3 separate regions of the Mus musculus genome follow, and all the other regions are linked to region 1. A link is a loop called in an ENCODE intact Hi-C map of the cell type or tissue named here. Cell type or tissue: left cerebral cortex. All regions are shown on one strand. Each heading gives the region's core, and the rest is flanking DNA. Links, peaks and the distances in the headings are about the cores only. Region 1 overlaps Gm31955 (a long non-coding RNA gene). Region 2 overlaps Nab1 (Ngfi-A binding protein 1). Region 3 has its middle 16 kb from the start of Gm23460.

Region 1 (10,946 bases), core at 2,070-10,069:
GTATTTGCCATGGCTCACTGTGGGGGTCATATGACAATGGCTTCAACGGCATGGGTTCCCTTCCTGTGAGTTCTTATTGGCAAGCAACACAAAACTCAATAAATATGACAACTAAGTTTAAATCAAAGTGCAGCCTAGTGTATCTAGCATTATGAAGGATAAGGAATGTTTGTGTTTAGATCTTCTGATGATGAAAAACTTGTATTCCGTTAAAGTATCAAAGCATAGTGTTAGCTGTGCTTTCTAAACCAGACAAACTGTTCCCACTGACTTCTCATATTGTGTTCTGTGAATCAAATGTAAGACCTCTTTAAGAGTCTGGGGCACTGTGGCATCATCGCAAGCCACACTGCAGAGCTCGGGATGTGCTGAGTAGTGGGTTCGTCCTCCATACTGCCCAAATTAGCTGTTGTGGTACCATGTCTGTAATCCCAGCACTCAGCAAGGAGAGGCAGGATGGTCAGAAGTTCAAGGTCATTACCAGCTACATAGAAAGTTCAAGGCCAGTCTGGGCTACTACACAAGACTATCTCAAAAACTGACCAAGCCAGCTCAGTCAGTCAACAGGGTCCCAAGGGCAGGAGTGAGGATTGAAAAGAAAAAGACAATTAAACAAACATGACTCCAGCCAGTGCGGAGGCTGAAGCAGCTTCAATTTTTCCCAGCCAGCTTTTAAACCATTCTAGGTACTAGCAGAGAATAGGGTCAGTTCTTAGATCAAAGACAAAGTGATTAAACAAGGCAATGAACAAAGAGGTCACACCAGGTAGTAATCAAATAAAGGAATAAACAACGCGCCCAAGTCCTGTGTCTGGGTGCTTATAGGAATTACCAAGACAAAAGAGAAGTCACACCTTCCTTGGCTATGTTCCCCTTGATCCTTGCATTAGCCCAAATGTGAATATTCTTATTTGAGCCTGCTTCCTTGAGCCCAGTGACAAGTACTCACCAAATTTCTATAAGGGGTACCAAAAGCTCTCTACAAAAAACAAACAAGCAAATATAAGAAAACAAAGTCAACAACCCAAAATATACCACAGAATAATAACACAAACAAACTAGCTGACTGGCAAGGGATGAATGCAAATCCCGAATCTGCAGCAGTGACAGATCTCACGCGGTCAAGGCACCAAGCTCAGCCCCACAGAACGAACCAAGAGCAAACCCACATCTGAGCCCTTAGTGATCTGAGCGAAGTCTAATGACTGTCTTGTGGGTAAGGCAACTGAGACAAGGCCACCAGAGTTGGGGTAGCTATTCTGGCTTGCTTTCCAACAGCACAGGAGCTGTGGTTCATCAGATCCATATGTGGAAGGCCTACCCCTAACGGTGTGACTTAATGCCGACATGGAAACTTTACAGAGGTAATGAAGATTAAATAATGAGGCCATAAGAATAGGACAAAACCCAGTAAGAATGATGCTTATCAGCAGAGCAGACACTAGGTACACAGGCACAAGCAAAGGCCATCTTCAAGCTAAAGAGAGGCTTTAGGAGATAGCCATGATCATTCTTTATTTTGTTTTGTTTTGTTTTTTTTTCCATTTTTTATTAGGTATTTAGCTCATTTACATTTCCAATGCTATACCAAAAGTCCCCCATACCCACCCACCCCCACTCCCCTACCCACCCACTCCCCCTTTTTGGCCCTGGCGTTCCCCTGTACTGGGGCATATAAAGTTTGCGTGTCCAATGGGCCTCTCTTTCCAGTGATGGCCGACTAAGCCATCTTTTGATATATATGCAGCTAGAGTCAAGAGCTCCGGGGTACTGGTTAGTTCATATTGTTGTTCCGCCTATAGGGTTGCAGATCCCTTTAGCTCCTTGGGTGCTTTCTCTAGCCCCTCCATTGGGGGCCCTGTGACCCATCCAATAGCTGACTGTGAGCATCCACTTCTGTGTTTGCTAGGCCCCGGCATAGTCTCACAAGAGAGAGCTATATCTGGGTCCTTTCAACAAAATCTTGCTAGTGTATGCAATGGTGTCAGCGTTTGGAAGCTGATTATGGGATGGATCCCTGCATATGGCAATCACTAGATGGTCCATCCTTTCGTCACAGCTCCAAATTTTGTCTCTGTAACTCGCACAATATGTACTCACTAATAAGTGGATATTAGCCCAGAAACTTAGGATACCCAAGATATAAGATACAACTTGCCAAACGCATGAAATTCAAGAAGAACGAAGACCAAAGTGTGGACACTTTACCCTTTCTTAGAAATGGGAACAAAACAGCCATGATCATTCTTAAACATGAGCTCAGGGTTCCCAAACTGTGTCTCCATCGTTGTCTTGATGCTTGCTGACTAAGAACTGATAAATGGCTGCCAGCAGACCTGTGAGTCCTTCCCCACTATTACAGCTCCCGTCATGTTCTCTCTGCTTAGCCAGAGATTGTGTTCCTTCTATCTAGAAAGCCCTTTGCTTCTTGGCTGGGCATTTTAGTTCATCCCTCAAGTTGACCTCAAGCTCAGTTGGTGTGTCACTTAACCAACCAACTGGCCATTACTAATCACTCTATATGTGTGACATACTTTGATTTTAAAAAATGTTTTATTCTAATTTAAATTTTTAATAAGATCTCACCATCTTCTAGCCCCCTTCTCTCTTGCTATAGAATGAGTTGTTTGAGAGATGAACTGAGTCACATCTGTACACCCCCCCCATTTCACACCCAATACTTGATATGTGATAGGTACTCAATATATTTTTGTTGATTTAACATAGCTAGAAATCCGTAAAATTGAAGAATTGAAAGAAGCTTGTCTATTCCTATAACTGGATACTATAGATAGAGTAATCTTTTGAAATGGTATTTTTATTCATTCTTTGAGAATTTTGTAGAGGTACGCAGTGTGTTTTGATCATATCTACCTGTATGCCTCTCCTATCCCTCCTCTGGGAAGTCTTTAATGAAGATGAGTTTACTTGGCTTATGAGTTCTGATGGATGAGAAGTGATTGATTGATTGACTGGGGACTCTACATGGTAGGACAGGACCACAGGGAAGGGTCTCTAGCCAGCCCAAGTATGGCAAGCACTGCTCTGGCAGGCCTTGTCCTTCTCCCCATTTCCTCTGCTTTGTTAAAAACCATTAGATTGCATTCCTGCAATTAGCCACCAGGGTGTGTTCCCTCATTTAGCCTTCTGAGGCTGACTATCAAGGTCCAGGTATCAAAGTATTGAAGTCTAGCAATTGAAATCCCCTTTGGCTACCCTAGTTAACATGCCCAATTAAAATTAAACACCTCATCCTAACATTGGGTTTCTCCTTTTACCTTGTAAACTACCATTTTGCTATGGGTCATGTCTGTCTCCTTCCTATCCAGAGGTAGTCCTTGGTCTCCTTCTCTGAAACAAATACCCCTGCCCTTCTCTCTTGTTCTCTTCTTCTTGCCCCTCATCCTCTATCTCCTGTCTTTGTCTCTTATTCCCTGCCCTTGTCTCTTATTCCCTCTGGGGCAAATAAATATTCTTTGTGCTGAGAACTTGGTCTTAAGGGTTCTGAGCCCACAGTGATCCTTTTACACAGCACAGATGTTTCCTCTTCTTTGCAGGCCATAGTCCTATTATATTAAGTCCCCAAACCATAAAGCTTCATTTAATCATGGATCTTATATTCATGTAGGTTCCTACCTCTTGAGTGTTCCGCAATGGTGATTAGGTTGCAGTGTGGGTTTTGATAGAAATATTCAAACCATAAAGACACCTGTTCCATCCATTTTCCAGGAATGAGAATGCAGTCTGGATATGGCCCAAGAATAGAGTCCTGTGAGGAGAATTCTGAATGCTTGGGAGAACACTCCAAGTAAAGAAAAGTCTTGTGGCCTCAGTTTTTTCAAAAACAAGAAATTGCTCTTGGAATATGGTGTCCAGGTGTTGTGGACAAAAGTGAGTTTGCTTTAGATTACTCATTATTGCCCACTGATGTTATTAAATTAAATGTATTTATGTTCCTCTATGAAAAAATTTGCTTTTTCCATGTGTGGCTGGCTTTTCCTTGTAATTATAGACAGCTCAAACTCAGGAGAACTCTACTAATTCGACTTTTCTTAACCTTCAGAGTATATGTCTTCCGAGACTCTGAATAAGTTGACTAATGTGTGAGGCTTTAGTCTGCCTCATTTACCCATTTTGTTCTCCCAAGTCCCACTGAATCTAAAGTGGTGACAGTCTTCCAGTTTTCATCGTCTAATTTCTGAGGCATAGGTTAGCAACATAAGTTGGTCTTTGTTTAAAAGCAGATTCCCTCATTCTGAGTAAAGTAGAATTGAGCAGCATACATATCCTGAGCTTGGTTGGAGTGGTTGGGATAGGGCACAACAATCCCCAGTAGACCCGTTGGAATTAGGACCTGTTGACTTGTTTTGTGGGGTAGAGGTGGCCTTGCCACCAAACGAATACAACAGCAGGTTCAAACAGCAGGGGAAAAAAGTACAAAAGAAACTGAAAACCCTATGTCTCTGTTATGGAAGAAAACCATCCCTAATGTTATCAATACTCAAATAACAGCAGCACTGGGGTGGGGGTGGGGGGTGGGGGTAGGATAGTGAGACTGACTGGAGGCAGCTAAAGGCTTGGTCAGTGTTTGGTGCTAGGTGAGTGGAAGCCTCAGTTTCCATGATTTGACTTTAAGTTTGTGATGCCTTTTCTGAACCTCAGTTTCCCTATTTGTCAGATGGAGAAAATGATGCCTTTCTGTGGGTATTGTTATGAGGCTTAACCAAATGATAAAAGGGAAAGGAGAGGTTCCACTTCTCCAAGAAACCCCCTCTGATGGGATTGTAGAGGAACGACTCCTTGGCCTGTGCAGTGTCAAGGCAGGGATAACTGGAGCTGCTCACTGAGTACCGTTGTGACAGCTAATCTCTACTGCACAGAACCTAGTGAGGACTGATTTGCCCTGAACACAGGAAGAAATTGACCTTCACAGATGCTTTCTAAAGATGCTAGATAAAGCAAGGAAGCACAGAGAATGTGGCAAGAGTCTTCATGCCTGTGCTGTAGGTTGAGCTGAGCAAGGATAGGCACGGGTTTCCAGGGTTCGGAGCTTCTAGCCTTCTACATGGTCCAGGAGCCTTCGGTCAGCCTTAGGCCTAAGGAAGCAGTGTCTGGAGGCTAATCCGGATTTAGCTCCAACATTTCAAAGCCAGTTATGAAAGCAGGGGGCGGGTTGCTGTAATCTGGGTGCTGCCAGGCACGACCTGGGCCTGCTCTTCATTACCTGCATGGGAGCTCCCTAATAACACCTTTTCATATTTGCATGTTTGAGTGAACATGAAGAATTTCCAGTTTCTCAAAGTTGACTCTTCTTCTTCTTCTTTTTTTTTTTTTGGTGGTCCATTTTTTTTAATTAGGTATTTTCCTCATTTACATTTCCAATGCTAACCCAAAAGTCCCCCATACACTCCCCCCCACTCCCCTACCCACCCACTCCCCCTTTTTGGCCCTGGCGTTCCCCTGTACTGGGGCATATAAAGTTTGCAAGTCCAATGGGCCTCTCTTTCCAGTGATGGCTTATTAGGCCATCTTTTGATACATATGCAGCTAGAGACACGAGCTCCGGGGTACTGGTTAGTTCATAATGTTGTTCCACCTATAGGGTTGCAGATCCCTTTAGCTCCTTGGGTACTTTCTCTAGCTCCTCCATTGGGGGCCCTGTGATCCATCCAATAGTTGACTGTGAGCATCCACTTCTGTGTTTGCTACGCCCTGGCATAGTCTCACAAGAGACAACTCTATCTGGGCAAAGTTGACTCTTCTTAAAACACAAGTTTAATAAATATGGGTGCCAGTGAGTTTGAAGCACAAGCTGGAAGAACATTTCCCGAGAATTGTGTTTTGGTTTTTTTTTTCCAGATTTTCAAGCACGCACAATACTGAGAACAGAAAAAGAAGCTTTGGCAGTTTGAGAGTGTCCCTCTGAAAAGGGCAAGGAAGTAAAACAGGGAAATACAGCGGGGAGGGGACAGTAGTGGGGAGACTGGAGGGGACGAGAGAACAGAGGCAGATGACTCAGCCTGAGGGGGCTGGGAGGAGCCTGTGGGCAGGGCTGTCTGAGTGTGGAGTAGGCAGGCGGTTATGACTAGCATTGAATGGAGATAATTAAGAGCAAGTTGGTACCAGTCACTGCCAGCAAAGAAGAGAATGTATCCAGAAAAAGCATTTCTTTATTTCAGCACTGAATTCAAACACCTACCCATTTGGGTTTGAGAATTCCATTTAAAAAAAAAAAAAGTTCTGAAAACAGACCGTACATGGCTGTGAAATCTGACTGGCTTTCTTTCTGAAGGTATGTATGGGAGAGGACAACTTTGAAACTGTAAAGCTACACTGGAACATGCTTTCATTGAAAGAAATGCTTATTTAAAAATAATACTCATCCCATACAGTACATAGCAGTGCTGTTAAAAGTCATGTGCAAGTTATCAAATTTCAAGGGAGTATCAGCCACACACGGATTTCTCAGTTGTTCATAACGATAGGACTGAAACGCACGGCTTCCAGATCCTTTAAATAGCTTTTGGAGGGAAGAACATTATAATTAAGCTGCATCGAGTGTCACTGCAAAGAAGCTTCTAAATTACGGGTCTGAGTGGGGGCGAGGAATGCTCTTTGATTGCCTGACAATCAACAGCAGAAGATGTTCACATACGCGTAACCCAGACTCACTGTAATTATATCAGAAGCAGAAGAGGTGGGCGCGGCGGGAGCAGCCTGATTCACTAATCATTTGCTTGTTGTTCTTTCAAAAATCATCTTCAGACTAGTCACAAACACTCAGGAATTCATATTTACAGAGTGGCTCTGTATCAGAAAGGATAGAAAGAAGGACCAGTCCTTTCAGTGTGTCTCAGAAAGGTTGTCAAAAAATGGCCCAGGACACACTAAGAAGATGCTCCTGCTGTGGGAACTAGTGCACTCACCTGGCCTCAGCTGCTTTACTCAAAGCCTAATGTCAGAAACGATATTCCCCCACTTATTCCCATAATTTTTATCCCATTTCCACTCGGCTCCCTGTTGGCTTAAAAAGGTCCCTTTTTCTTTTAAGGCATAAGAATATGGAGGAAATGTCATAATATTGTGTAGTCTCCAGAACCTCTCTTGCCTCTTAAAGAGGCTCAGATATTGCCTCTTGGTGGGGCGGGGCACTGGGAAATCAGTGTCTTCTCCCCTGCCCAAGACAGGTACTATACCTGCTCACCCTCGTGCCAAGGCTTTGATACACACAGGCAACTGTGGGGCTTCATTGAGAAGCATGGAATCTAAAACCGACTGGCCAGAAAGGAATGTAACCTATCTTTCACGAGCCTTTGTTTTATGAGATGCTAAGACCTAGCACGAACGTGTATGAACTACATATGCAAAGAAAACATATCACATGTGATACAGCCTTCTAGACTGTGGCCTTTCTAGATATGTAACTAAAAACTGGTCTGAAATCCAGAAAACAAAAACAAAAACAAAAACACTGAACATTCCCTCTCAGTGGCGTTTCCCAGCTTCAGATCTTCAGATGTGAATGCATGGCGTGCAGCGACCAGAGAGACCAGGGAACTTAAAACAGCGACCATTGAATCTGGTGAGGTTACAGAGGGGAGTAGCAGGTGCGGTGAAGGACAAATGGAAAAAACGGGCAGGGAGAGCTAACGACAGGAAGAGAGGGAGAAAGAAGAGGCAAATAACTCTAAGGATGTGTGATAAATTCTCACAGAATCATACCATATTTACCTAAGTGTGTGTGTGTGTGTGTGTGTGTGTGTGTGTGTGTGTGTTAGCCTTAGTCACTGCTCCATTGCTGTGAAGAGACACTATGACCACAACTCTTACAAAGGAAAGCATTTGATTGGGGCTGGCTTACACTTTCATAGGTTTAGTCCATTCTCCTAAGGGTGGGGAGCATGGAGGCACGCAGGCAAGGAGCTGAGAGTTTGACATTTGGATCAGTAGTCAGCAGGAACTAGAGAGGAACACTGGGTCTGCCTTGAGCTTTCCAAACCCCAAAGTCCACCCCCAGTGACATACTTTCTCCACCAAGGCCACACCTCCTAATCTCTAGCACCACCATGCATTTAAATATATGAGCCTATGACCATTCCTATCCAAATCAATACACATAGTGATTCATATATTTATATGTACATATAAATATATATATACATATATACACATATATCTATAATTTCACATATACACTTGTACACACACACATATATGCCATTTGGGCTGACGATGTACTCCACAAGAGCCATAGATTACATAACAAAACACCCAGCACCTGGTATGAGAAACTTCCATTGTATTGATTAGAGTAGTTCAAGAGACTCTCCAAACAATATTACTGTTGTCCATTGTAGCCTCTTACAGGTTGAAGGTAAGTCCCCATTGTTGTAGTTACAAGGCACAAGGATTAGAATATTTGAGCTGTATCTGACCTGAAAGCCTCCTTCCTGTGGCCTAGCTTATAAAGTATCAGAAAGTACTCAAAGTTGTCAAGGAAGGAAAACAATCTATAGTCCTATCTGGTTGTGATTTCTATGAACTACAACAATGACCATCATGGCAAGACATCTCTAAAGATACAGTAATGGCACACATATCCAGGCAGTAACCAAAAGCTGTCAAATTGGACCCAAGATCAACTCAACAGGAGGAAATCATGCCTGGTGCTAGAGACCTAGCTGACCACTCAGGGCTAGTGAGGTCATGGGCCTTATAGGAGAGCTTATTACTGCTGGTTTTCTAACCAGCACAGTTCCTAACGACAGTCTAAATACTTAATATTTGTACCCACAGATAAGTGTACCCTGCACCAAAGAAGCTTCTCTTTGCTGCAAACAGAGACCATTACAGAAAGTCACAACTGCTCATCATGCAAATTTCTACCTATTAAGGTTAAAATTTCTTATAGAAGAGTCCCTTTAACCCCCTGCCACTTCTGCCTGTCCAACAGGAGTGCGTTAAAGAAAGAAGTGAGAGGTTAAGAAACCATAGAGCAAAGGGAAGCTGTGTGGGCAATTGGAAGGCAGGGCTACATGGAATTGGCAAGAAGGAAGTCTTAGGAGTATTTTTTTTTCCTTTCTGCTAGCTGGATGCTTTGGAAGGCTACTCCAGAAAAGACATCTCAGGAGTGAGTCAAGCCACGTACATGGATTTGTGATACTCATCTTTTCCATTTAAATGCCCATGGAGGAGCAGCATTGTCCTCTCGCCAGCTGCCCTCAGGTTCCTGTCACCAGCTATCTTCATGTACTTTAGAACTTGTCTGTTTGGTTTACAGCATGCTACCCAAGGGAAAATAATGATTTAAAACCCTAGGTGTTGCAGGATACTTGCTCACACTGTGAACCCTGAGATTGTGTTATTAACTTTAAAAACTTGTTTTTAGTTGTGGTATGGCTCAGCTTTAGCACATACATTTAATTCAAGAGCTTTCTGCTTGAATATTGTAAACAGGATTAAGTAAAGTCAACCATAGGTCAAGAGGCAGAACAAGCAACCAGTTGATAGGGAATGAACAGAGGAAAAAAGCCATAGAGAGTAAGAGGGGGTCAGGAGGACAAATAGAGAAACTGACAGGAAGTAGAAGGGAGGGACATTCATTTAGAGGTGGCTTTTGAGATGGCATTAGAGAGGGAGGTTCCTTTTAGGATACTGGGTGAGGAGGAAGGTCAACTGGGTCCTTCTTCTACCTCTCTGAGCGAACAGGATTTCAACCCAGTGTCTAGCTACCAAGTCTTCATTGGTAAAATGGAACAATTCAGATTTTGTTCAAAAGTAAAACACAGGAAGACTGGATAGTCTTAAAACCCATCCCAGAGGGTGAAATTCTGTGGTGGTAGACTAGATGTCAGGGCTCCTTTCAGCACCCACATCCTATAATTGAATTATATATTGTTCTTTTTTTGAGTGTGTGATCTCATCAGAACCAGACCCTTGTCCATGCTATTTAAGTTTTGTACCACTAAGCAACATCTGAAACCCTTGTTTTTTTGAGGCAAGGTCTTGTTATATAGTCTGGGCCAGCCTTAAACTCCTGAACGCTTGCCTCAGCTTGCCTAAAATTCCATATGTGCATATACACTGCCATGTACCATCTTTTAAATTAGTCTTTCATGTCCCTTAAAGCAACAATATAGGTCTATAAATACTTTATTTATTAGAATGGATTACATATTTCTAAGTGCTAATCAACAGGACAGTATTTGTGTACACTACTATGTGTACATCAATAATACTATGGTTATTTATGCTGTGAAAGTTGCCTGAGCAAGTCCATCAAAATAGATACCTGAAGAAATAATTACTCATAACTCTTTAGGTTCAATTCAGAGACTACTGCCATACTTCAGTGAGCCTTGTTAAGTAAGAACACTGATGTGTGTCTTCTTAGCCTTAGATTAGAAGGAAAGATGACTTTGCCAGGAATGATGGCATTGAAACTAAAGCTTTGAGAGCCTGGTTTTATATCATGCTAAAGCCAAGATATTAGACAGAAATGGCTTTGTTCTCTTACACTCTGTTTATGCGATGCTCTAGAACTGAGGGACAGACATTAAAACTATAGCCGTAAGGGGATAAGGTCAAAAGGGGGGAGGTAGAAGTTTGGGGGAGCCAGGAAGTGCTGTGTCTTCCCAGCATGGATGGTTAAGAGCCCCCCACCCCACCCCACCCCCCGGTCAGTCTTCACCAAAACCTTCCTGGAGAAAGTGCAAATTCACTGTATGTGTATGAAATCTTCGTAAATCTGACTTTTTCAAAAACTGAAAAACAAAATTGTCCAGGACCCAAGCCTTAGGCAAACACAGTAATTCCTGCCACTACACAGGTTTTTCCAGCACCCTGGGGGACTTTGGAGACATTTCTCTTTGAAGAGAGTAAAGGATTCCTTGCCCCAAGGAACTTTATCCAGCCCTTTGAGCTTCTGTGCACCTCTCACAGGATGG
Region 2 (10,946 bases), core at 889-8,888, 130 kb after region 1:
CTGGGGGGAATGCTTTTGTTTTGCTTTATTCTTTTTTTTTTTTTAAAAAAAGATTTATTTATTTTATATATGTGAGCACACTGTTGTTGTTAGTTGTGAGCCACCATGTAGAAGCTCAGAATTCAACTCAGGGCCTCTGAAAGAGCAGTTAGTGCTCTTAACCACTGAGCCATCTCTCCAGTCCTATTCCTTTTTTTTTTTTTTTTTTAAGAGAAGTTGGGTGAGTAATGAGGTTTGGGTGGCATCTGGGGGAGGCTGTGGGAGGAGAGAAGTATGATCAAAGTATACTGTGTAAAACTCTCAAAAAAAAAAAAAACAACTGAAATGAAATCTTAACAAAAAGCCAAAGCTCTCCCTTAGGAATCCCTTTGTTCCGTTCTATGTAAAACCCCAGCCTAACTAAAGCTCCGTGTAGCAGCCATACCACGTGTATCACCAGGGTGAGACAAAGATGACCAATGCAATTGCGCTATTTCTTTTACGTAAAGACTTCAAAGCAATCTGGGTTTGTAGGGAACATGTGAGTTTGTTAAGAACTTTAAAGAAGGGGTTGGCTTTTCATGTTGCTCAAGATATGGGACCAATTTGCTATCATGTTAGGGTAATTCCATCCTCAACTTCTTTGACAGTCAGTGTGAAACAGTGGCCAGGTGGTCAAGGTGCACAACATTACTTAGGACATCAGGCTTTTTAGCATCTGCTCCTAGGAGCATGAACATAAAGTCACAGACTCTCTGGATAAACTTCACAGCAGGTCCTCAATGGACAACAGCTATAAAGACAGGTTCCCCCTGGCTGAACGTACAAACCCAGGGAACTGTCCTATCTCAGCTTTCCCATCTAGAAAATCAGCGACTCTGACCAAGTGATTCCTAGAGCTACTTTTTTTATTCGGAGACTGAGTGATACCAGACTCGCCTCGATGGTGCTGGCAGCCACTATCTACCGCTATCTGACTCATTTTACTAGAGTACCCAGATGTGCCTATCATTCCAGACATCAACCTCACCCTAAAATGCACCTGTGCAAAAAGTCAGGTCCTGGTACTCAGGGCTCTCTCAGCACAAGGACAGATGCAGAACATGCCGGTGACACACCACAGCACTGTCAGAAAAGCTAGTCCCCCTCAGCATAACCACTCAGCTTAACCTAACTGCAGGTCAAAATCCATAGCTAGTCAAGTCACTTTAACCTTTACAACTCTTCCCAGACATTCCTTATACTATTATGATTCTCAAAGAGGCTGGCTAACATTTTAGCAATCTAAAATTCCCAAGGGGAACTGACAAGTGACACAGTTCAGTGGGGACAGAAGTGGGAAAGCAGGGCTAAGGGAATGCTGTTCAGGTTTTCCCTGGTTGCAGTCTGCAGTCTCACCTGAGGAGTGGGACTTGGCCTCACTGGAGTAAAGCCTACTCAGCTCCCCATCCACCACAAAATGATGGGGCTGTCGGTTCTGCACACTCGGAATTCGGAGATTCAAAGGTCTTTCTCCTAAGGAAATGGAAGAAAGAAAGAAAAAGAAAAAGAAAACAAAGTAACATTTTAAACAGTCCCTGTGATTTTTGTTGTTTGGTTTCTGTTTGATTTTATAGATAAACATTCACAAGTTGCCAGTACACACCTTACTGAGAATGAGAAGAATTAAGAAGCTCTGCGGCATTTATAATAGCCAGGAAATGACATTTAAAATAATAACTTAGGAGGAAAATGGCATGCCATTAATGTTAGTACCTGGCATATACAAACTGTTGAGGGATACTTAAGAACTAAGATGAACAGAACAAGAGATGGACATTTCTAGAAGCCTTCTAATGCCGAGTTATACAGCTCCTCTGTAAGACATTTTCTTAATAATCATATACTAGGGCATGCTATCAACTCACCACACATTTAATAGTAGATAGGCAGAGAATGCTTTAGGCCAATTATAGTTATTTTTTTAAAAAAAACATAATCCATGAAAAAATAATTAGTACAAATACTGTAAAATGTGTTACACATCATATTATATTATCTGTCACAGAAAATTACTATCGCACAGCAAGTTATCCTAGTGTCATAAATTAATCACCATCAAGTTGTTCATAATTGTCTTTTCTTATATGTTAATTCTTAGCCACTAAGAAGGGTCAGAGAAGCTAAAGAAGACCTCAGCTACAACGTTTCTGTCAAGTGTTAGAAAGGAAATCTTTGTTTTACTCTGGTGTTGTGATCGAAGGTGACATTTCATTTCATGGCTAGAGAATGCTTACTAACGAGGTATTCTTATTTGAATTGGAAAAAAAAATCTTTGCCAATACATGTCAGACAGGATTAGCATCCATGACATATAAAGGAGTGCAGAAATCAGTCACAAAAACCTCTCCTCTCACCTTCCATTAATAACTGAACTAATGAAATGCCAAGGTAGAAATATACACAAATGGCAAAGAAGAAATATACACACATACACACTTCCTGAATATCTGGGAAATGGCTCAACATCTCAGCTATCATGCAAATGCAAATTAAAATTAAATTTCCACATCGCTCTAGTCGGAGTGGCTATCATTGAGCCTGCAAGTGCCAGAGAGGACACAGGGCAAGAATTCTCGGCTTACTGCTGGTGACAGTGAACACTGGTACAGCCACCTTGGAAACCAGTATGGAGGGCTCACAGAAAACTAAAAACAACCTCCATGCAGCCCAGCTCTACCACGCCTGCATACATGCCTGCAGTGTTCTGGAGACCCTACAACAGAGATGTGCGCGATCCGCTTATCACTGCACTCCTCAACAGCCAAGATATATCATCAGGCCCAGATGTCCACCAGCAGAAGAGCAGATAAAGAACACGAGGTACAGGTGCATGGGGGAGTTTTATTCAGCCAGCCAGAAAGAAAAGTAAAATGATAACACAGGGAAGCAGATAGGTTGGGAATCATATTACATTAAGTGAGGTAAGCCAAACTGAGAGATCAACTCCACAGTTTCTTTTGTATGTTGAACCTAGATGCACACACGCGCACACTGCACACGCATATATGTGTGTGTGTGTGTGTGTGTGTGTGTGTGTGTGTGTGTGTGTGTGTGTGTGTGTGTGATGAAACCAGAAAGGGGATGATAGGAAGAAGGGATTTTATGGAGGGTGAAGGGAGAGAGTGTAATATGGTATGTGTTACAAGAAAGGGGCTGTTGGAGGGAGGAAAATACTGCATGAAATACCACATCAAAACCTGTTACTTTTTAACAGGTTAAGTTATGAACTTAAATCATGTTTTAAAAGATGGACTCTTACTTGGTGAAAGAAATTATTAACAATACTAAGCACTTACTAGAAAGTAAATAATACATAAAATAAGACAATATCCTTCAGTATACTATTTACTGATATTGAAGCTAAGGACCGATTTACAGGGCTACACACCATTCCTCGCTACTTGAAGCTAAGCTGTGCATAAGCAAGGATGTCTTTTGCACTGCTCTGCCTTCTGGCCTTGGAGGCCTGCCTGGCATATAGAAAACACTTCAAAAAACCTTTTCAATGAGTGGATGACAATGACATGGGGTTTTCTTCATACTGAAGACAGGAGAAAAGCCAAAAACATTTTTTTTTTCAGAGTAGTAAAAACACTCATGACTCAGCTTTCTAACACAGACTTGTGTTAGGAAACAAATATACATTTTAGACAAATTGATTTTTGAAATTTAAAGAACGATGTTTCTGTCGTTTGGAAAAGGTGAGGGTGTACTTCAGTGGAAGGCCCTGGGTTCAATCCTAGCACCACAAGGAAACAGGTGCTATCAGCAAAGCAGCATCTTTGACGGAATCTGTTTCTTAGGGGAAATGGGCTGTATTCGCACATCCCTGTCCTGACCAAGCCTCTACACATGCGCAAGCTACAGTACAGGAATAATAAAACGTAAGGACTTTTAGAAATTAAAATATACAGGATGCAGGATGACCACTTTCCTCTGAAAAGGGACTAGTGAAAATGGATTTCTGCAGATATGATCCCTTCAAGACATAAAGGAATCCATTCTCCCCACTTCTCTTTGAGAGGCAAGTGGCCAGTCACTGCAGAGGCTCACCTTGTCCATCAGAGCTATCAGAAGGCAGGCCGCCATCAGGGCTCTGCTCGCCGGAGCTCTGCCTGTAGAGCCCGGCCGTGAGTCTCCTCTCCTGCTGCAGCCTCTCATACCCGGCCTGGGCACACAGGAGCTCCATCTGCTTCGCCATCCCCTTTTCAGCCTGCTAGTGAGTAAAGCAAAGATAAAAGCAATAACTAAAGCATTCTAGATTTCTTCATGGCCTGATGCTGCTAATTTGAGACACCAGCGAATGCATTTAGTATTTATTAAAAGGAGCTCACACTTCCTGTGGATGTATATCTGCCTCCATAACTATGAATGCATGCTTGTGTCATGTAAGACACCAGGTTTGTTCAAAAGGTTTCCTTTCAGTCCCATAAAGAGAACTCTATGTAAACTCAAAGCCAATGTAAGCTTCACTTTGTTTCCCAAGGTTCTGAGTCCTTTAAAGGATTTCCCCTTCTTTCTAAAATAGAAAAAAAGAAAAGAAATCAAGAAAGAAAGAAGATGGAAAAAAAGAGCCTAAGAGCAGCAGCAACATCTGCTGTCAACTGCTTTGAGCACAGGGTGAAATCCTGGCATCTTATTTTAGGATTTGGCGCTACCCAGATTCTGCTATGATGACAGCCTGCTTGGAGGAGAAAAGGTGTAAAATGCTTGTCTAGAAGAACAAGACAAACACACCTCCCACCAAAATTAAACAATGCAAATTATGCAGAGAGGCATCCCTGCCAGCAAGGATCTCTGCCTCCATCCCAGAGTGAAGCAGCATTTCCAAACCACGCATAGATGGACATGTTTGAAACAGAAGGCTGCTGTGTGACATATGAGGTCACCTCTGCACGTGTTTTAGAGGCTCCTTTTCTGTGTTCTGCTTTAAATTACTTGCATGTGATATTCAAAGCAGTGTGTCTATATGACATTTGCCAATGAAGTAATAGTCAAAATGCAGATATGATTCATTATCATGTTATATAAAAGTACTATAAGAATGCCACTATGTAAAATTGGTTACAAAAGTCATGATTCACAATTTTAAAAATCAATAGATGGAACACATAATGGATTAAAAAACAGAAGAAATACCCTTATTACTTTTCTAGACATGTACAAACCAGATCAAAGGTAACAACTTCATTTTGGCAAGTTAACTGGGGACATTTCAACAGGCCATTCTGGGAGGGAAACATAGTAGCAAGGTTTGGCAATACTAAACGGGCCTGCAAACAGGTCTGCAGTTCTGTCTAAAAGGGACATTCACACACGGACTTTGGAAATGTCCACTTCTGAGCACATACATAGTTAAAAATTGACTAAGATTTTGGGGTAGGAGGATAGCTATTGTAGCACACAGTACTGGCTGTAGAAGCCTGAGAAACCAAATTCAAATCCCAGCACCCACATGAAGAACTGAGCTGGGAGGTATGCGCCATGACTCCAGCATGAAGAACTGAGCTGGGAGGTATGCGCCATGACTCCAGTAGTGGGGAGCAGATCCAGCTGGGTTCCTGGGGCTCTGCAGCCAGCTAGAAGAACAAATAAGAACAAGGCTAACAAGAGCCCTGTCTCAAAAAAATCAAGGTGGGTGGACCCTGAGGAACCACACCCAAGGCTTCCGTCTGGCCTCTATAAACAGGTGCACACATGAGTACACCTACCAGCACCCTTGTGCACCCACACAAGCATGCACCCCCTGACATATACACAGAAATTAATAAAATTATCCAAAGCTACACACTAATTTAACAATTGTTCAGTAATGCTTTAAATGGGGTAAGAGTAGCAATGTTGACGATATGTTATTGAGATCTTGTGCTATTTTACCTAAGAGTTGTACCAAAATGGCTGTTTTCCCTGATACTCAAAGAATGTGTCACTTCCTACAGAACTACAGAGAGTAAGTAACAGCTTATCAGATTCTGTTCATGAGCCAAATGAAACCAAGATGTTCCTGCCATCAGACAGATAAAGCTGAGGACCAGAAGACATTTAACAACAAGCAGAAACAAACTGTATCCTCACAAACATCAAGTGGAAGCTAGCTGAAGCACCCACCTACCCCCAACCTATAGCTATTCCCATGACAGTCACGGCAGGTGCCTTACCTGTGAACCGAGCCCTGCAAGCTCCTCGCTCTTGGCTCTGGCCTGCTGGAAGAGTGTTGGCACAGATTCCTGGAAGTCGGGAAATCCATCCTGTGGGGCCCGGAGATTCAGACTTTGTTAGCACACAAAGCAAAGACAACCCTCTGCCCTGAGTAGTAAATAATCTGAGATCTTAATGTAGAATATTGCATTTCAGTCTTCGAAGCCACCGTGTCTTATTTTCTATAGTAAAACTGCAAATGAACAAGATTGGAAATCTGATGCTCTCTAGCACCAGCACTGGCAAGCAGACTTTATGACCACAGAGACAAGAGTTCCAACCAGCACCCCCTCACACACACTCACCTCACCGCCCCCCACCCCCCACTCACCTGCTGAACCAGCTCACATGCTCACACCAGACACTTGGAGCCTTCTCCTACTTCTAGCTTTACGAAAAGCACTGAAGTATTTCCATGAAAATAGCATCTTTCAATAGTTTTGACTATCCAGCACAAAAAGCATCAAGAGGCAGAACCCTCCACCAGGAAGCCACCTTTGCTGTCTAACGTTGTTGCAGTGGTCCTCAACGGTACAAGCATGTTGCTGATACTTCACAACTGTAATTTTGCTACAGTTCTGAATCTTAGAAAGCATGTGGCATGCAGGCTATCTGAGCCACAGGTTAAGAACCAGAGGTTAAAGGCCTTGTTTGGATGGGTTATGGGCTTCATCCAGCGTAACTTTCAATGCTGGGACTGGGAACTGTTGGGCTTTTAAAAATATTTTTTTTGTTAAATTTTTTTGACATGCAAAAGTTAATATATTGCCGTTGCATAAGCTTGTATATTACCCTCTGGTTTATATGTGACCGTTTTATAAGCTTGTGCAGTACCATGATTTGTACTGCTCTAAAGTCCAAAAGGGAGTTTTAGTAATTCAGTAAGTAGCCATATTGCCATGTTTTTTATTGCTTGTTTATAATCTGTCTGGTAAAGACCTAAAGTAAAAGAAAAAATTAAATTGCCACCCAACTTGAACTTCCCAGTACTTCCTGTGAGTCCCCTTTGTCAGGATGAGCCTACAATGGCCTACAGTACCTGTCTTCCCAAGTTAGTGTCTTTGGGGGGAAGGTAAAGCCAAGAGAATCTTTCTGAGCTGCTGAGAGGACCAACTGGGAACAGATGATGAGATCATGGGCTTATCACATGACAGCTGCAAAGTGAGAACAGTCATGCATCCAATATGTATGGAACACGATGGTGGGCAACCTACCCACCATTAATTTTAAGTTCTTTTTTAACTGCTTATTTGCTGTTATATAAAAGGCTGCTCTATATAAAGCTACAGGCAACTATGATGGCTTTAGTAAGGAAGCCTTAAGAGGAGGCCACTAGGGTCTCCTTAGAGAAATCCTTATTACCAATGCAGCTTTTTCTTTGTGGGATAAGCTACATGCCTTTAACACAGGGTTAAGAATGTAAAAACCCATTACAGTAATCTAGTAGAAAAAAGATGTGGTGATATAATAAAATGTTTTATTTTATTTGTGATATAAGATATTGGCTCAAAACAGTCTCCCGTTATGGTCTTTGCATGCCATGCTTTCAAATATTTAGTCTACAAAATCAATTTCCTAAATAACATCTAGTCATCTATTTTTAATTAAAAGTTTTAAAGTTTTGAGATGGTGTCATTTTACAGGCCAGGCTAGTCCAGGTTGTAGCTCAGCCTTGGCCTTGAACTCTCAACCTTTCTGCCTTGGCTCCTGAGGGCTGGGATTAAAGGCACCAGAACCACAATTATCTGTTGTTTGAAGTCAGACATGAAACAACATGATTGGAAGTAAAACGTAAATAGCTCTGACACTGTGAGACCGTGTCATGCACCTTCATCTCCAACTGTCCTTTCTTAGTAGTGAAGACACTTGCCTTTCTAGCCCCTGCACTGATGAATAGGGATGCATAGACTGTAATCAGTAGGTGAGCTAGAGCCAACTTTCTATAAGAGCATGAGCACATCATTCTTCTGGTTACTCCAGTTTTCTTCTAAGACTTTTTTTTTAACTCCTACAACTCCAGCCTCCACTCAAGCAAACCTTCCTTTAAGCTCAAACAAGTACACTTGGGCCAAGCATCAAGCAGACTGCCCAACAACCGCACTGCTGGTGTTCAGAAGCCCAAACTGTACTGGTTCCTGTTTCACAGACATTTTCTACTTACCCCTCACAAACAATGCTTGTTTCCCCTGTTCTACAGCTATAGACACCAGCTCCAAGCCTAAGCTCAATGCATACAGCCCTAACATGAAGATACTTCTGAAACTTGGCTAGGAATAATAGCTATTTTTCATGAGAACTGACTACAACTTTGTAATCTGAAGTCTGTTCCTATTGCTAATCCTGGGGTGCTGAACACATCATTTTCTCCCTGGGTATAGACTGTCCCATTTGTAAGAGGGACACTATAGCAGCCATGAGGCTCATTTATACAGGCATTTTTAGGGAAAGAAAATAGTGCAAAGAAAATACTTACCTCAGTGCTTGGTACATAAGAATTACCCACAAAAAATATTTCTCCCATTTAGAAAGTTCAGCCCCAACTCTACCACGTTTAGGGAACATAAAATGGATCAGAATGGGTGACTTGCCCGTCCCTTTGTTATACAGAGGAAAAGAATGTTTGAGGAATATATACACAGTATAGCTCTCCAAGGATGAGTGGGAGCTATATACATAAAACTCTAACCAGCAAGGAGATGCTGGGAATACTGGTAGGGGGATATTTCGGTGAAAGCACCTGGGGCTACAGCAGCAGCCAGGAAAGGCATGCTGCACCCTGACAAACAACCCATAGAGGCCATCAGCCCATAGAGGCCATCGATCCGAGACCTGGAACACTGGGAAAGCTCTCGAAAGAGAACAAGAAGCTGAGAGGAGTTCTACAGGAAAAGACAGAAGCTTAGATAAAGGCCTGAGGGCAAAACCAATGAGCTGTACATGGTTTATCACAGTTACAGTAAGGAGTACCTAACGAAGTGTCCAGAGATGCTAGACAGGCACGGCCAGATTCTGTGGGGCCTTATACACAATACTATGAAATTTAAATCTTATCTTAAACAATGTAAATATTCCTTTTATATAGATGGTAAAGAGAAGCCACTGATGCTCTCAGAGAAGACGGCCAGGTCAGATTTTAGAAAGGCTATACCAGACACAGCTGATACTTGGTTAATGTCTGTGATGAAGATGGAGAACAGTAGCCTAGGAGTATGTTGGGGATACTCACTGCAATAAAGGCTACAGGGCCAGGCATAGATTACAAAGGAAACTAGAAAATGGATCATTGCAGGCAGAGACATCTTTTTCTAAGGGCTGCAATGATTTCCCTGTACTTAAACCTGGTAAGTAGGGGTAGTAACTTTGGACCAAAGAGTGAAGTCAGGGCTGGAGACTTACAGCAGCCATCAGCTCAACAGTATGTTGTGGGTGTAGCTGCTGACAGAATCCCCAGATGTCCCAATATCTTAAATACTGTTTGAAGAGGCTTATGAACGAGGAAGTAGCTAACCAGTCTTCTTGTGTTAGGACCAGATGTGTGGTCTCAGCAAGCTAACCACATCGTTTACAGCATTCCCAATTTTTCCATGGAGATTGCATCACCTGCTTTGCCTGCCCAGGGAGATTTGTGGGAATTAAATGAACTATGCAGATGGCAAATCTTGTCATGAGGGCCTTCATGGTCAGCTATGAGAATACTGCAAAACTGGGGTGGGGACCTCCAAACTTTGTACATGAAAGCTTGCTGGAAAACGGGTAGTTAGTGCTCCACTGTTTATAATGAGAAACGAGGCATCTCGTTATCCAACAGATAAACAACAGGGAGAACATCTCTAAGATACTAGTATATTGGTAGAAGAATAGCTTTGTCTTTACTGTATTTGGTACAAGGCTTATTTTGGGTCTCTGTAGCCTTCTTTCTAGGCACCAGCTGTACCATGCCATGAGCAATTTATCTCCATGTCACATTGATGGCTGCTGCCATTAATTACAGCATTCCCTTGGTGATGAGAATCTGGAGCTCAGCAATGAGAATATATGATACGTGCTTGTGACCTAATTAGTCTCACACCATTGGTTTCCTCTCTCTCTTTCCCACTAAGCACCAGTGAGCTGTTTTAAAGTGGCTGCCCAGTTGTCTTGGAAAGATGCATGGTGGCAGATGTTCTTAACCCCACGTGTGCGTTTTCCCCTTTCTCTATTCACGTTTTCTGTATGAATAGCAGGTTGTACTGTTTCTGCTTTTCTGATCTAGAGAGAAGAGCCCACTTCAGACTCCACCAGCTTTCCTTTCACGAGCTTAGTCACAGTGTAGGTGGATATTCTGACCCTGCCTCTCACTCCCTGCTTCCCCAGAGCAGCTGGCTGGCAGATGTTTCCTCTTTCTTGTTCAAACCCAGTTCTCGGACTTTCTGGTCTGTTAACGAATTCATTTCTTCCAACCAGCAATGTCTGTACTCTCTACTCCACAGGGACAGAGTTGTCATCCCTCATGTCTCTCCTGTATTCTACTCCACAGGGACAGAATTGTTATCCCTCATGTCTGTCCTGTACTCTCTACTCCACAGGGACAGAGCTGTCATCCCTCATGTCTGCCCTCTTTCTAATAATTCTGGCAAATGAAGAAAACTAACAAGAAAAAGACACTGCATGCAGTCTATCTAAGCAGTCAGTGGCCTTTAGCAGTATCCCTCTCTAAGAAGTGCCTTTGAAGCTAAGCTGCCATTATT
Region 3 (10,946 bases), core at 1,547-9,546, 97 kb after region 1:
GAGAATGGAAGCTTCTAAGTAGTTAAATGCAATGATACTCAAACATCACTTTGCTTCAACCACATCCTTCATGTATCTTTAGTAAGCATTGAGTCAGGGCTGGAGAGATGACTCAGCAGTTTAGAGCACTGGCTGTTCTTCGAGAGGACTTGGATTTGATTCCCAGCACCCACATGGTAGCTCACAATTGTCTGTATTTCCAGTTCCAGGGGATCCAACTCCCTCTTCTGGTCTCCATGGGCACTATAGATACATGGTACATGCCAGCAAAAGTCAACACACATAAAGTAAAAATAAAACAAACTTTAAAAAATCCTCAGGTCTTTTGATGTCATGCAAATTCCAGAAGAAGTATTACAATTATTGAGAAATGAAGCTTCCATCCAAGTGGGACCCAGGTTCCTGCTGCCGTTGGGCAGTAGGGGCAGGCTGAGCTCTTGGGATTCTGTTCTCCTGTTCTCTTCTTTTGACTGCTCACACATCTCTGCATCAGCATGCCCCTCTCCCAGAAGATAGAGCCAGGGCCTTGGGTATGCTTCACAGATGCCGGATAACATCTTATAATTAAAGTACTTGAAAGTTTGAAAGTATTCACATTGTTTCCAGAATCACTAGTGAAAGGCCGCTAACACATAACCTTAATGAACAGGATTGTGAGGGTCTGTAACTACTGCTTTGGGAATTTCAATATTTTGCTGTTAAGAGATACTGTTGATTTTGGAAATATCATTAATCACTTCCTGAAAGAACAAATAATGAGAGCTTTCTTTCCAAGTTTCCAAGAAATGTTGCTTAAGGACAGAGGGCCTTTGGGAATATCAGAACATGCTTAGAGACGTTTGGTGAAGAACAGTCTCACCACTTGAGAAATTCTAAGTTCCAGCAGATGTGTTCCTCCTGAGTGGCCAGGCACTAAAGAAAAGGTCTATCCCTTCTTGTTCATTCTAACAGGCCCTGTTGGTCAGAAACACATTCCTCTGATGGTCAGTGATGGGAATCACAACTTGAAGATCTGGCTTTTAAAGCAAAGGCCTTTTATCAGGAAGTTAGTGTCTAGCAAAGCCAGCACTTCTGTCATCTGCTGTTAAGAAACCCCAGAAACTCAGAAGTACAAGATTCATGTTTGCAAGAGATGCTTGTCCGCTTGAGAGAGACCAGGAGTGGCTGGCACCACACTCTGGCCCTCCCAAAGTCCCTCAATGTTTTTTAACCGTATGTAGTCCAACCATAAAATTGTTCTAGTTGTGACTTGAAACAGTTTGTTTCAAAGCTATGAATAAGTAAACTTCTCCTATGATGGAGTTGAGATTGACTAACCTTTCCAAGCAAGTGGGAGGAAAGCAATATAGCTGTGAGACATTGAATACAATAAAATCCCTATGCCCAAATATATATACATATATACTCTGTAGAGCTTCAAACAGTCTCTTTCCTAGAGGTCACAAAGTTGCACTGAAACTAAAACTAAAATTAAATGAAGAAACATCTACAGTACAGTCATCAAAGATAAGCTGCAATTCCTAACACATGCCTTTGCTAGTGATCAAGACCTGTCTTTCAGTTCAACTCAATGCTGTCTTATTGGAAAGAAGGCAAAACTATAATGTTTAAAATCTGAGGTTACATAAAAGTAATATTGCCATTTATGGAATCTTTGTTTTCTTTTGCACAAAAGAATAGTAGAAGAGATCAGGTCCTAGGGCTTAGAGGTCCTGACTTCCACACTGGCAGTTATTCAAGGGGAAAATGCTAACATGCTCACACATGCTCTGTCTACTGTCACTTTGTTCTGATTGGTGTCATCTGTGCTTTGTACACTAGGAAGGTGTTTCAAGAGAGCATGCAAGACACTGGTGGAATTGTCTTGAGACTGTGACCATGCCCAGGATGATGTCTGGTGGCTGATCTCAGAGTTCCAAGCTAGTTAGGCAGCTCAGCTGTGTCCTTAAACCTGGGTGGGTCTTGTTTCTTATGGTCATACAGATCTGAGCCTTAGTAACTCAAGCAAACTTTTGCTGGTGAAGCAACAAACTGGTCTCACAAGTTTTCATCGCACCAGGTTATGGGGTGACAGAGTGATAACTAAACATTCTGTTCAAACATAACAAATATGAGATGCTGAATCTGTACTATTAGAAAAAAATCACAGGCTTCAATTGTAACACCCTGGAAATGTGTTTATAAAGAGCCAAGTAAAATAGCAACGTTTAATGAGAAAATGAGTTTCCGTGTAGTGATATTAGAGCATTTTATAATGCATTCATTTCACCAGGCAGGAGAGCCTGGTTATTGGCAGAATTAAAGATTCCTGGAGCTCTAATGGCTCTTTGCCTTTAAGTATTGGTATTTTCCACTGATGCCCATGAACCTTGCCACCTATTCTAACACCAAATCTCCCAACCGTCAGTGTAGCTACTCATTATCTGGATGCTACACTGCAGAAACCATGGATTTTGAGAGCTGCTCTCAATAAACCATTCTGCAAACATCCCTGCTGCCCCTGGCTCAAGCTCCCCTGATGTCTTCAGGCCTACCATCATGTTTGCCTTGTATCTTGTACATTATGTTCACAGGCTTAGAGTCTTCTCCACCACCGATGTCTATGTAGGCTCTTGACAGAATGAGCTGGCCATGCTGTGACTCAACTACTCTATGAATACTTTAAAAGTTACCTCTGTGAGAATCATGTAGGGCTATTTTGTCTTGAATTTCAGCTTCCTGACACTCACCCTTGAATGTTCCCACCTTTCCTTTGCTCCTGTACATCATTTTTAACTTTTTGCACATCCCCTGTACAGCTTTCCTTGGTGACTCCCCCCATTTTACTCCCATTGTCCAACCAAGTCATGTGCCCCTCCCATATCATGCTTATTAGCATCCACTGAATCATTCTGTGTCAACCTGTTCCACCAGACTTGTTCCATCACATTGGGCACCAGAAGGCGCCATGGAAAATTCCAAAGGAAAGGAACAATCAATAGCCCTACTCATCTATGATGTCTATGAACCATATCAGCGTCTAACCATTCTACAATAATGCTAAGGATACAGCATGGCATGTGTACCTTGATGGTAACCAACAGCTCCCTAATTGGACTTAAGACTTACTCAACAAGAGGGAAATCATTTCTAGTACTGGGACATGTAGCCGATTCCCCAGGGCTTGGTGGATCTTGAAGGCAAACCAACAACCACTATTTTACTAAAACTGCATAATCTTTAACTACATGCCAAATATTTGTCTTTATACCCACAGACAGATAAGTGCAGTCCTCATTTATCAAGCAACCTTCACTTGGCAACTGATGGAGACTGTTATAGAAAACTACACCAATAAAAATGTAGAGTTGTCAAGCTCTGCCCCAATAGACACATCTACACAATTCCCACTCTTAAGGCTCAGGGAACATTGGGGAAGAAGAGGCCAAAAGATTCTAAGAGCCAGAGGGTCAGGGAGGCTTTTTTTTTTTGTGAGATGCTGTCGTCTAATTAGTTCTTTGAGGATTTTGATCTCAAAAACCAATACAATCTCATCAACATGACTACCTAAACCTGAGCTGTACATGGACAATGCCAATGGGCATTTCAACTTTGATGGGGAAGGCAGAAGAGGCTTCAACCTACACAAAGATCTAAGGAATGCTGAGAGCTGGAGAAAAAAATCCACCCTAGGGAAAAGCACACCAGTTGATTGTCCAATATCAAATTGATCAGCCTTAAAATGTACATACAGATATCATTATACAAATTGAGCAAAGTATTTATACTTATAAATACATCTCCCAAATGCATGGCACAACAATTAGTGAAAAAAGAGGCCATGAAATTTTGCAAGACAGTAAGGAAGTGGGTCTATGCTAGCATTTTGAGGGAGGAAAGGGAAGGGAGAAATGATATAATTGTATTATATCTCAAAAATATATATAATTAAAGAAGAACAATAAAAGAACACCTTTGAAAAAAATCCCTAAAAGGAAAATGTTTATCCTTTAACAACCATTGTGACAAGGAGTTTGCTCCATTTTTGGATGATCATTAAACTGTGATTAAAGCAATAATGCCTTGACCATATATTGATTCTGTGAACAAAAGTTAGTTCCCACTGCAATCCCAGTGGCCTTTATTATGCTTAACAGTCTTGGGACTTTCTTAGCACACTCTTGTATGTGCTCTCAAGAATGGGTCCCGGATGATGTAATGAGTATTATGAGATCATCACTACCAGGCCACGATCCTCTCAGATGGTATCCATAGGTGATACTCTTCCCCCTCTGTCTTAGTCAGGGTTTCTATTCCTGCACAAACATCACGACCAAGAAGCAAGATGGGGAGGAAAGGGTTGATTTGGCTCACACTTCCATGCTACTGTTCATCACCAAAGAAGTCAGGACTGGAACTCAAGCAGGTCAGGAAGCAGGAGCTGATGCAGAGGCCATGGAGGGATGTTCTTTATTGGCTTGCCTCTGGCTTGCTCAGCTTGCTCTCTTATAGAACCCAAGACTACCAGCCCAGAGATGGCACCACCCACAAGGGGCCTTTTCCCCTTGATCACTAATTGAGAAAATGCCTTACGGCTGGATGTCATGGAGGCATTTCCTCAACTGAAGCTCCTTTCTCTGTGATAACTCCAGCTGTGTCAAGTTGACATAAAACTAGCCAGTACACCCTCATTCTCTTTAAGATGCTGGGGTGTTGATCAAATTCCTCGAAAAGGTGAGAATGTATGAAAGAAAAGAGAAAAACAGAATATCTGTCATTGGTGACCCTGGGCCATTCCTCTCCAGAAGGAAGTATCCCAGGGCCCCAGGAGTCTCCCTTCCTAGGGCACTCATCAAGATGACTCCAGGTTCCCAGACTTGTCCCTGGACTGACCTCTGTGGCTGATGGGCAAACTCAGCCTAAGGGAATCCCTCCACCTTAGGCTTTGCAGTGATTCATCACACCAATGGCTCCCCTGAGATCCATGGTCAGACTTGCCTGTTGTCAGTTTGTTGCTGATGAAATAGTGGCTACCACATCTGGCTTACTGAGCAACCCTTCCCCACAGGAAGTACAAACACAACATGAGCTCTTTTTTTTTTTTTTTTTTTCTACAATCACTCACCTTCAACTCTGTCATGTTTACAACTTCTCCTCTGTGTCCCTAAGAGCAGCTTTGTTTGGCAGCTAGAGTGCTGGCTACTCTCCAAGGATAGAGAGCCCAATCCAGTCTAGTTCACTTTAAAACTTCATTCTTGCTCCAATGCAAATGGGACATGTTGCCTATACCCCAGCTCTGCATGGAGACTGAGAAGAGGGACAAGTCAGGGCGAGAGAGAGGAGAAGGAGAGGGAGAGAGGGGCTTTTCTTACGTTCCTGATAGAATGTGGCCTCTCTGGCCATTACTATCCAGTTGTTGTGCCTTCTCTGTGGCAGATATGCAAACCCTGGCATCCTCACTTATACCTATGTGAATTTTCCTAAAGTCCCATTGGGGACTTGATATTTCATAGCTGTCCCCATCTGCTTCAAATCTTGCCTATTAGTTGGGTTTTGCTAAGAGGGTCCATTTTGGCATACAATGAGACAGGCCTCGTTGATCGTGGTAAATCACATCTCTATCACCAAAAGCTCAGTGTGAGGTACAGAAGATGCAGCATGCTCACCTTTCTGTTTTGCCTTTGATTGCAAGTCCCTTCTTTACCTGTCAGATGAGACATATGACCAGACCGTAAGGGACCAGGAAAATACCTCATCACTGTGCAGTAGCCAAGGATGTAGATGTCTTTCTAGAGTTGTTGTCCCCTCTCAGCCTCTGTCTGCTTAGGGAGACCAGAGCAGCCAATCTTTAACAACTCTTAAGGATTTGAACTCAGGTTTTTCAGAAGAGCAGTCAACCACATGGGATCTGACGCCCTCTTCTGGTGTGTCTGAAGACAGCTACATTGTACTTATTTATAATAATAAATAAATCTTTGGGTCGGAGCAAGCGGGGCCAACCAAAGTGAGCAGAGGTCCTAAAATATTTAATTCCCAACAACCACATGAAGGCTCACAACCATCTCTACAGCTACAGTGTACTCATATAATACAATCAATAAATAAATCTTTAATAAAACAACCTTTAAGGAGATGCTAGTCCATGTCATTTAATACAGCTGTACAGTGCATAACAATGTTGTGGTGAAAGTTCCCACTAAGGTTATAATGGAGCAAAAGTTGGGGGTGAGGTGTATGTAAATCCCAAAATTTCATCCTAAGGTCAGCAGGAGTAAGATAGCTTCCCCCCTGCCCTGGGCCTGCATCCTCCATTACAAGCAACACAGTTGCTTGTAATCTTTGCCTCATCAGAGGCGGTCACCTAGCCAATAGCCAGGTTAAACTTCCTTTCTCCTTATAAGGTCATGTCTAGCAGCACCTGGAATCCCTCCCTATGCAAATGAGGCATGCCCAGCACCCTGGCCAGAGCCAATGATATACACTCTCTCCTATAGCCCCTACTCACCCTCTAAAAGATTTAAATGGCCTTTGCTCTCTCAATGAACCAAACTCATTCTCTGAAGCTGTTCCCAGGTATGCGTTCTTTGCTCAAGCACTCGCAGCCAACCACGATCCTGACTGCACTCTTCCACACTGGGCTAAGCTCCTTACCCTCTAGTCCAGTCTTGTGTGCAATGGTCCCCGGCTACCCCAAGGGAGAATCGGACCAGACGACAATTGTTTGCTCTAAAATTGGATATGTGTCTGATTTTACTAGGAGATGAGCGCTTTATGGCCTTCCATTCTGACTTTTGAAGACCCTGGTTCTTAAGGTTTCTTTTCTCCAAGTTAAATGTCCTCATCTTCACTTGATTCTCTTGTTCATCCAGACTGTAAGCGGCATTTTACAAACATACAAACCCTGGGAAAACTCCTGCCTGCCCATGGTGCTTTCTGTTCTTTTCATATTTCGTTTGCCCTTCCCTGTATCCCACCCCCACCTCCTTCCTCCTGTCCACTTTCTCTCCATTCAGTTTCAGACTTGGTAGAGGAAACATCAGAGGAAGTTTTCCCTCTAAGCTTAAAGCTTTTTTATTTAGTCCAAGATGGAGATCAGTGGACAACCAGTATAAGATGCTGTTGGAGAATTCCCCAAATTCTCTCACTGCGACTCATCTCTTATCTGTCTTTTGCAGAAGGTTTGCTGACTGGAGACACTGCCTGAAAGTGAAGTTCAGCTTTTTGGTCACTTCCCACAGCCACTGTGATGAGTGTCTGCTCTGCAAACTCCCTTCCTTCACCACCCACCACTGTGGTCCCAGCCTCTGCTGCTTCAACTTCAGGGGGGTTTAAAAAAAAACCCTATCAACTAAAGGGGTATAACAAACCTTTATCAGTCTTTTTAATTCTTTTTCCATTCTAGCCACATACATACATGGCTTAGTGATTAAGAACACTCGATGCTTTTGTAGCGCATTGGAGTTCACTTCCCAACACCCACACAATAGCTCATAGCCATCTGTAAGTCCAGTTATAGGGATCTGACTTCTTCTGGCCTTTGAGGACATCATGTGTGCACCTGGTACACATACATACATGCATATGGGCAAATGAAATACACATAAAATAAAATCATGTGTGTGTGTGTGTGTGTGAGAGAGAGGGAGAGAGAGAGAGAGAGACTCATGATGAGGAGAGTAAAAATCACGTGAGCTTGCAGGTGGTCGCTTTGAAACTGAAAAAATCATGGTTGGTTTCTCTACTTCCTGTTTTAAGAACATTCAGTGTGGCTGTTGTATTATAATGAAAAAGATCATATTTGAAATGCTAACATAATTAAATTAATAGAATTTTTAAAAAGGTTTAGATTATTCAATTATATACATGTTCTATTTGTGTTATGTAGAATTCTTTCTGCCTCACATTGAGATAAGCATTCCAAACTATAATTGATATAGGTCTATCAGATTTGCTTGCCAAGCTTCATCTTGAGTTCTTTTTTGCTGAGGACTCCAGCAAAACGTAAAAATAGGCAAGCAGGACCCCTCACTAACTGTCCCTTAGAGAAAGCTTGACTGGTCAGAAGAATTGAGCTGTCCCTGGTGGCAGCAGTGCACATGGTCCAACCTGAGGGCATGAGTGTTGGAAAGCTGGCCCCACCCTCATCTCCTGTGGAGTGGTGTAAGTAAGCGAGAGATGCTCTCTTTCCCTCACCTCACCCCTCAGGGCCTGTGGCAGGCAGGTGAGTTGGTCCTGCCTTTTCCTGGCTGCAACACTCAGGAGAATGAGCCCTGCACTTCACTTGGGCAGCACACTAGGGCTAGTCCTAGTGGAGAAGATATGGGTGAGCGGGCCCAAAGGTATGAAAGCAGGAGAGCTGACCCTTCTTGTAGGCTGTGGCTCTGGGTGAGCTAGCCAGAGCAATGCTGTAGCACTCACCTGTTGCAGAAAATATTAAAAATGAAATGGCTCGTTCCAGCGCTTGTGCCGGTAACTCTCTGCTTCGGCAGCCTGCTGGCCATGCACTGGCCGGCAATGCCCCCCACCCCTCCCCAGCCTTTGTGGTGCACACCTGGTAAACCCACACTCTGCCACCATACCTTTCTCTCTTGAACTCAGTCGAACAGCCACGTGAAGGAAAATGCCACACAGACTTAGCTCAGAAACCATGGTAAATCGTTTTGCTGGGTACAAAACTCAAATCCTAATCAATAAGTAAGCCTTATTAAATCAAAATCCTCCAGTGGCGAATCCTGACGGATCGACCACTGAAACTGGGAGACACTCATAATTACATCTTGTCCTCACGCTATCCCTGTCAAAAAGGACCTCTCTCCTTCCTCTCTTCCTCCGTCCAACCCGGAGGTCCCTCCTATTCACCCAGTGATTGGCTCCTTCACTCGTTAGGGGATTGGTTCACAAGAAGTCTTCTGAATACATGTGACTCACTCCTTATCCGAAGCCCCTCCCAGGAGAGTGGAATTAGCATACAAACTGCACCAGGCTCATCCACAACACTCACCCTGACTTTGCAGGCACAGGAGAGCTGGCAGGCTGACCAACTCAGCTACCTCTCAGGCCCAGGTAGGGCCCAGATTCAGGGCATTGAGTTGACCCACACCAACATCTGATCTGTCTATGAACTGCTGGAGCACGTGAAGGGCCTGATCCTACAGATCCAAAGCTGCAGGATCACCATTACACAGAACAACAACAGGGTATTGAGTGAGCATCCAGTATTGATAGTGTAGTAGAAACCAGAGACCTTGAACCAGACCAATGGCTCACTGCAATGAACATTTGCACGTAAAGAAGTCTGGACAAAGGGTATACTGTGGGACAAACTGTGACACACTACAGCTTCCGTGACAAGATTTTTTTTCTATCTTATTTTATTTTCTGTTGGTGGCAGGCATTCAGGTGGAGGTGTAAGCTGAAAGGGCAGAGGGTGGATACAAAGGCATGGGAAGATGAGTGCGTTGGAGTGTGTGGTGTGAAATCCACAAAGAATCAATACAAGTTTTTTTCTTTTTTCTAAAATAGGCAAGCAGGCCTTTTCTTTTCTTTTTTTTAAATATTTTTTATTACATATTTTCCTCAATTACATTTCCAATGCTATCACAAAAGTCCCCCATACCCTCCCCCCCACTTCCCTACCCACCCATTCCCATTTTTTTGGCCCTGGCGTTCCCCTGTACTGGGGCATATACAGTTTGCGTGTCCAATGGGCCTCTCTTTCCAGTGATGGCCGACTAGGCCATCTTTTGATACATATGCAGCTAGAGTCAAGAGCTCCGGGGTACTGGTTAGTTCATAATGTTGTTCCACCTAAAGGGTTGCAGATCCCTTTAGCTCCTTGGGTACTTTCTCTAGCTCCTCCATTGGGAGCCCTGTGATCCATCCATTAGCTGACTGTGAGCATCCACTTCTGTGTTTGCTAGGCCCCGGCATAGTCTCACAAGAGACAGCTACATCTGGGTCCTTTCAACAAAATCTTGCTAGTGTATGGAATGGTGTCAGCGTTTGGAAGCTGATTATGGGGTGGATCCCTGGATATGGCAGTCTCTAGATGGTCCATCCTTTCGTCTCAGCTCCAAACTTTGTCTCTGTAACTCCTTCCATGGGTGTTTTGTTCCCAATTCTAAGGAGGGGCATATTGTCCACACTTCGGTCTTCATTCTTCTTGAGTTTCATGTGTTTAGCAAAGTGTATCTTATATCTTGGGTATCCTAGGTTTTGGGCTAAAATCCACTTATCAGTGAGTACATATTGTGTGAGTTCCTTTGTGAATGTGTTACCTCACTCAGGATGATGCCCTCCAGGTCCATCCATTTGGCTAGGAATTTCATAAATTCATTCTTTTAAATAGCTGAGTAGTACTCCATTGTGTAAATGTACCACATTTTCTGTATCCATTCCTCTGTTGAGGGGCATCTGGGTTCTTTCCAGCTTCTGGCTATTATAAATAAGGCTGCTATGAACATAGTGGAGCATGTGTCCTTCTTACTGGTTGGGACATCTTCTGGATATATGCCCAGGAGAGGTATTGCGGGATCCTCCGGTAGTACTATGTCCAATTTTCTGAGGAACCACCAGACTGATTTCCAGAGTGGTTGTACAAGCCAAGCAGGCCTTTTCTTAAGAGGAGTATAAAATTGAACTTAGGAGTATAAAAAAGTATATCTCTAAAATTATACTGGGTTCTGCAGTAGGTTTGAGAGGGCTAAATCTTTCCTTTAACAGTTTCCAGCAGCAACTACCACAGGAAGGCCATTTGCTTGTCCTGGGTTCCTGTATCTTCATTCTAAGGTAATCTGAATCTTGTAAAGTTGTGGAATAAATGCACACCAAATTACTGATGTCTTTTCTGAAAATATAGTGCACTACAGTTGGGGTTCTAAGATCAAAACTTACTGTTGCTCTAATTTTCTAGAACAATCCATGACAGAAAGCTGTTTCAGCATGTATATCATGCATAGCTGAATGCT

What was found. Peaks named below come from ENCODE experiments on the same cell type or tissue, not always from the same donor. Only the 100,000 strongest peaks of a DNase experiment are listed, where the experiment ranks them.
Region 2: a loop joins it to region 1, with 14 times the contacts of the local background. A loop is called at or near these places in 2 of 42 quality-filtered maps.
Region 3: it touches region 1 in a loop (2.0-fold over the local background); 3 of 42 quality-filtered maps call a loop at or near these places.

What each region holds. Positions count from the first base shown.
Region 1 is chr1:52,325,594-52,336,539 of GRCm38, forward strand. The region is part of intron 1 of Gm31955 (a long non-coding RNA gene); the gene reads left to right. Among named protein-coding and RNA genes, the nearest start is that of Gm31955, 25 kb to the left of the region's middle. In left cerebral cortex, for the core only: a CTCF peak has its summit at 3,140; DNase peaks (open chromatin) are centred at 6,056 and 6,558; H3K4me3 peaks cover 203 bases.
Region 2 is chr1:52,460,711-52,471,656 of GRCm38, forward strand. Nab1 (Ngfi-A binding protein 1) reads right to left here. Exons shown (of 8, transcript NM_008667.3): 5 at 6,180-6,269; 6 at 4,075-4,237; 7 at 1,378-1,494. Among named protein-coding and RNA genes, the nearest start is that of Gm23460, 22 kb to the left of the region's middle. In left cerebral cortex, for the core only: no CTCF peak of the experiment used is centred there; DNase peaks (open chromatin) are centred at 4,255, 4,750, 5,433 and 6,204; H3K27ac peaks cover 1,780 bases.
Region 3 is chr1:52,423,146-52,434,091 of GRCm38, forward strand. No RefSeq gene overlaps it. Among named protein-coding and RNA genes, the nearest start is that of Gm23460, 16 kb to the right of the region's middle. In left cerebral cortex, for the core only: a CTCF peak has its summit at 5,900 (motif pointing left); no DNase peak of the experiment used is centred there.